Regions from separate parts of the Homo sapiens genome. Here region 2 is linked to region 1. The links are chromatin loops, found by intact Hi-C in ENCODE. Cell type or tissue: heart right ventricle. All regions are shown on one strand. Each heading gives the region's core, and the rest is flanking DNA. Links, peaks and the distances in the headings are about the cores only. Region 1 overlaps KIAA1755. Region 2 has its middle 4.3 kb from the start of TGM2.

The links. A loop is a pair of places that touch in the nucleus more often than their neighbours do. Peaks named below come from ENCODE experiments on the same cell type or tissue, not always from the same donor. Only the 100,000 strongest peaks of a DNase experiment are listed, where the experiment ranks them.
Region 2: it touches region 1 in a loop (3-fold over the local background); 58 of 110 quality-filtered maps call a loop at or near these places.

What each region holds. Positions count from the first base shown.
Region 1 is chr20:38,221,302-38,224,207 of GRCh38, forward strand. It overlaps KIAA1755, which reads right to left. Exons shown (of 14, transcript NM_001029864.2): 9 at 2,237-2,335; 10 at 1,148-1,296. Among named protein-coding and RNA genes, the nearest start is that of KIAA1755, 38 kb to the right of the region's middle. In heart right ventricle, for the core only: CTCF peaks have their summits at 187 and 1,570 (motif pointing left); a DNase peak (open chromatin) is centred at 1,550.
Region 2 is chr20:38,168,134-38,171,010 of GRCh38, forward strand. It overlaps a transcript of TGM2 not described here. Among named protein-coding and RNA genes, the nearest start is that of TGM2, 4.3 kb to the left of the region's middle. In heart right ventricle, for the core only: no CTCF peak of the experiment used is centred there; DNase peaks (open chromatin) are centred at 48 and 959; H3K27ac peaks cover 2,500 bases.

The sequences.
Region 1 (2,906 bases), core at 164-2,663:
TCTGCGGGGCCTCGGATGGACAGGAGGGGCCTGGGCTGGTGGGGCAGGTAAGGGTGGAAGAGGCTGAGAAAGGCAGTGCCAACCCCCACCAGGCACTGAGGGGCAGGGAGATGACCCCATACCAGTGCTGCCCGTGCGTCCATCTGTGTAAGCCTGCTCTCAAGTCTAGTGCAGCTCTGGGTGGTGTGTTCAAGATTCTGGGACCAGACTGCCTGGATTCAAGTCCGGGCCCCACCACATCCCAGCTATGTGACCCTGGACTAATCACTTACCTTCTCTGAGCCTCAGGTTCCTCCACTGTAAAATAGGCATAATATCTGCAGCTACCTCGGAGTGAATTAAGTGAGCTGGTATTTGTAAATCCCTGAGAAAAATGCTGGACACATACAAAGTGCTATTTAGGTCTTGGTTCTGTAAACAAAATGTTCTTAAAAGCTCATGCATACCAGCCCTTGACTTTGAATATAAGTAGCTGTGTTCTAAGAGGGTGAAAATACTTGCAATTACTGACCAATTTAATGACTGACTTTTCCCCACCCCCTAAATTTAAGAAAGCTGGGACTTTCCAGGAATGTCTATAATTTATTCTGGCTCTGAGACCCCTGAGACACCATGAGGTTCTCACAAGTGTGTCTGAGCAGCCTACCGGGAAAGGCAGGGCCGGGTAGGGGTTAAATGCCCAGAAGGCCTGGCTTCAAATCCCTTACCAGCCGCTGTCTAGCTGCTATTTCCCTTCGCTGAGCCTCAGTTACCCATCAGCCAAATGGACAATGTGGACCTCACAGGGTTCTTGCCAGAAATAAATGAGGCAGGCTCTTGCAGGGGTTCAGCGTGGTGTGTGGGTCAGAGAAAGTGCTTTTCCAAAAGGGTGACCAGAAATGGGTAGGCGACATCCTCTGATGCCCATCCCAGGCTCAAGATGGCTGGGGCTGAAGGAGGGAAAGCAGAGAAGGGGCGAGGAAATTGCCAGGGCTCAGGGCAGGTTTCTGTGACCAGGCGTCAGCCTGGGATACAGGCCCTGCAACTACTGCAAAGCTGGGCGCCCTCGGGGCTCAGCTATGTGTGCCCTAGGTGGTGTGGTCCCAGCTCCAAGCTCCTGGGCCAGAAACAGGATGGGGTGGAAGAGGAAAGGCCTGGACGTCTGTACCTGACATCAGGGCTGAAGTCCAGCCTGCTGGCATCATGCTGCAGCCTGGCCAGGGTGGCTCCACCTTCCCGCTGGAGGCCCAGTAGGCCGGGGTCCCTCAGCACAGCCTCCATCAGCTCCTTGGACTTGCTCAGGCACCTGGTAGCCTCCTGCCAGCGTAGGGAGGTGCCCTGAGGCCCCATCCCCACTCTCCCTCTGCAACCTTCCAAGGCTCCCCACACCCAGATCAAGTCCAACTCCCAGTTTGGCATTCAAGGTCCTCCAGAAAGTCTGTCATTTCTGTCTCTAAAACATCCCCTCTAGCCATGTCCCCTCTCGTCACCACGGCAACCTCATTGGTCCACCCTCCAGCATCTCTTGCTGGGACACCCATTCCAGCCTCTTCGCTGATCTCCCTGCTGCCCTCTGGCTCCCCCTACAGTCTGTTCTCCACATGGCAGTTGAACGGATCTCAAAGTGCAAATCTGATAACCCCTGGTTTAAAACTCTCCAGTGGCTTTCCCTGCAGGCTTCGAACTGAATCCCAGCCCAACTCTTCCTTGGTCCAGCTCCTGCTGCATCTAGAAGCTCCACTCATGCTTCTTTCCCACTCATTCTGCTCCACACTGGCCTCCTTGCTACTCCTGAACACCCCAGGTATAATCCCACCTCAGGGCCTTCACATGTGTTTGCCCCCTGCCTGGAGCACAGCCCCCCACAAAGGCAGGCTCCTTCTCAAACTTCAAGCCTCAACTTAAACTCCAGCTCTTCAGAGAGGCCCTCCTCCCTCCCTCATTATTCCCAATCTTACTTCCACAGGACTTGACACAATTTGGAATGACATACCCATTTATAATAGTTTGCTTTTTAAACTACCACCTCTGCCACAGCACCACGAGCCCCAAGAGGGCAGGGATAAGTCAGTTTGCTCCAGGCTGGTCTCCAGTGCAGGGTACAAAGTGGGTGCCCCTCAAATATGAGTCAAATGAATGATGAAAAACAGGAATAATGTCCTCCCCCTTTTCCCCAGGCCGTCCCCTTCTCGAAGCCCTTGGTCCATGGGGTCTGGGGTGTGATGTAGCTTCCCCAGTCACCATGCTCCAGGCTCACCTGCATCCCCCCAGGGGGGTCGGCCTTCTCGAATTCCTCGATGGAAGCTTGTAGCAGGGAAGAGGCCTGGTGGAGGTCAGCAAGGAAAGGGTCCAGCTTCTGCAGGACAGAGGACCAAAGGGCAGGTGTCAGCCCAGGCCAACCAGGAGGATGCCTCTTGCATCTCAGGAGCACAGAGGGGAGGTGGGAGGCAGTGGCTCTCCAACTCCAGGTGCATCAGAAGCATCTGGAGAGCTGGTTAAAACACAGGCTCTGGGCTCTGCTCCTGAGGTTCTGCTTCAGTTCCTCTGGGGCGAGGCATGGTAGAAAGTGCATTTCTAACAAGTTCCCAGGTGTTGCTGATGCTGCTGGCCTGGGGAACCACACTTTGAGAACCACTGGTGTTGAGTATGAGTGAGGGAGAAGAAAGGAGACAGGCCTGAGCGACTCCCAGGCCAGTGGGGATACCATGATTGGTAAGGAAAGGAAGAGGGCAGAGTTAGGGGAACATTTTCAGCTGAGTCCCACTTCGGCCCAGCTCCATCACTTACAAGCTGTGAGACCTTGGGCAAGTTACTTAACCTCTCTGTGTCTCTGCTTCCTCCTCTTTAAAATGGAGATCATAGTAGTTCCTGCCTTATAGGGTTGTGTGAGGATTAAACCCATTAATATATGCAAGGCACTTAGAACA
Region 2 (2,877 bases), core at 1-2,500, 53 kb before region 1:
TTCCTCTCCCACATTCCACAGAACTATGGCCACCTGAGTGACGCATGGCGTTGAGCAACCCCAGGATGTGGCCAGCCGGGGTCAGGACTGGCTTCTAGGAAGTTGGCAGACAGAGGCCAGAACCCAGGCTTGGCCCAGAGACCTGGATTCCAGTCCCAGTGACCAGGCACCCTTGCCCCTCTCTGGGTTTCAGTTTTCCCATTTGTTCAAAGGGACTGGGAAACTGTGCCCTGTCTTACCTCACCGGGGCTGTAAAGGTTTCAAAACTCCCCTGAGTCCCAGAGAGGGTGATCATGGCCTCAAGATCCCCAGACACTGCAATCAGGGCCCTTTGTCATCTATTCAGGGGAAGTGTTGTGCAATGCTTAGAGCAGGAGGGCTGTGAGGTCACTCTTGGCTGTGTGACTCTGGATAAGTTACTAGGCCTCTCTGAGCTTCAGTTTCCTCCTCTATAAAATTGGTATCGTAAGAGTCCCTGCCACTGGGGATTAGAGATCATGTTTCTACAGTGCTTACAGGTCACATAGTAAGTACTCAGTAAATGTCACCTAAGCTTTATGATGATGTCATCAAGAGTCAGGACCCTCTCCAGAAAAGGGAGAGTCCCCGTGTGTGGGTGAAGCAGGTTGCAGTCAATGTAGCATATTTATTTGGTGGGTGTTGCTCAGAAAGACTCTCTGTCTCACAAATAAATCTTGTTCTCACAGCCACTGATGCCTAGAATCCCAGCGTTAGAGAGATTCAGTCCCTTCCACAAGGATTCTCAAGCCTCAAGGTGGAGACAAAGGTGAATATTTAGAAACTTTGGAATAACCCACTACCAGCCAGATATTCCATTTAAACCTCACAGTATGATTCTTATCATTTGTTAAATGAGGAACCCTGGGTTCAGAGAGGGGAAGTGCCTCACCCAAGGCCACACAGTCAGGAAGTGGGAAAGCAGGGCCTGTGCTGGCTCCGCCAAGGTTCAGAGGTCAGTCCTGTCTCCCCGTGCCCTGCAGGGCAGTCCTCAGGGGCCTGGGCCATGTCCAGTTCTACAGCTTTTAGCAAGTGAGGCCTCCGAGGACTGCAGCTTGTGCTCCTAACACATGGCATGTGGTATACACTGGATGCTTAATAAATGTTTATGACCTGAGGGAGGAATGAGTTACCCACAGCTGGAGAAAGAATAGAAGGAAGGAAGGAAACACAGAAACAAGATTAAAGTTCAGCAAGGTTGGAGAAACTGCCTAAGGTCACACAGCATGACCAGGCTCTCGGGCCCTGGCTCAGCTCAGCCACTCCTCAAGGACAAGGTGCCTCCAGGCCAGAGACAGACGTAGACAGCTGATGTGAGAGGGAGGGAGGGCGGGGTGGGCAGGAGTGTGCCAGGGCATCTGGAGGCTTTTCTACCAACTACTGACTAACCGGGATGAGCAGTGTCTGGTGTGAGGGAGCATAGGGAGGGTGGGGCAGGCTCTCCTGAGGTGGGATGGGGTGGGGCAGGGGTGTTAGGTTGCGGACTTAAGGAAAATGTCAGGAGGCAGGTGTGACCTTTCAAGCCCTTTGAGAGAATGGCCTGTCTGGGGCAGGATCTGGGTCTCCCAGGCTGTGGAGGACAGAGAACAGGGCATCTGTGGAGGGAGGGAGGATTCTTCCAGCGTGTCCACTTTGCAGATGGAGAAACTGACCTGGTTGTCTTGTCCTCAGCTCTGACTCCACAATGTACCACCCTCCAGGTGTAGTGCATCCCCCTTCCACCGTCCCTGCAGCCGGCACGGGGTCCCAGCCCCTTGAGCTTGATGGGCCATGGGTAGGCACTTTTATTCACTTCTCTGAAGCATCAGTTTCTGTTTCTGTGAAAGTGAGAATCACATCCCAGACCTCATGAGGCACTGGAGGCCCTGCAGGGCTGACCCAGCTTACCCTTCAATCGCATCTTCCACATTCATCCCTTCCAGCCTCACCAGGCATGGTACTTGCCCTCAAATGAGCCCTGCAAACACCCACCTCTAGGGCTTTGCTCCAGCTGTGTCCTCTACCCAGGATGGCCTTCCCTCTTCACCTATCGAAGTTTAACCCAGGCTTTACCCATCCTCCGGAAACCCACCCAGAGACTTCCTTCTTGCTCTATTGGCCCCACACCCACAGGACATAGTCACAGCGTAACTTGTATAAGTTCTAGTGTTTGTGTATCTCTGTCTCCCTCCACCCACCTGGCTCTCAGTAGCTGCTCAATAAAGGCTTGTTGAATGAATTAATGACCGTACCAGGGGTTCTAAGGAGGAGAGAGAGACAACTTGTTCAAGCCCAAGCCAGGTTCTTGGGGTTGGCCCGGGAGCTCTGATAGGACTTGTGGTGCCAGTTGCCCCTGGTAGGACCAGGAATCGGGGTGAGGCGCTAGGGCCTCTCGCAGCCTTTGCTGTCTGCACCAGAGATGAAAGATCTGGGTCTGACTTACCCTCCAATCATATCTTCTACAATCCCAGGACAACCACTGGGAGAAAAACAAAGGACAGACCTGGGGATGTGTGGGTAGCAGAGTAGGAATACCCACCGCTGGGCCTCAGAGGGGGCAACAGCCTTTCCCCAGGCCACACAGCAAGTCAGGGCAGAGTCAGGGTGGGGTTCCAAACACTATAGAAGTAAGCAGTGGCCCTGTACCAGCCAGGACGTTGCATGAGGTATGATTCCACAAGACTGTTCAATTTCTATGGGAACAGATAAGTAAATATACATACAGTACATACATATAAACATACAGAAGAAGGTTTGGAAAACTCCAGTCCAAATTGCTGGCAGTGGTGGGAGGAGATATGGGGGTCTATGACTGGGGGACTGGCAGTGGTAAGTTTTGAAATTTGAGAAAGCTGTTTTTATGTAACTTGGAATTGGGTG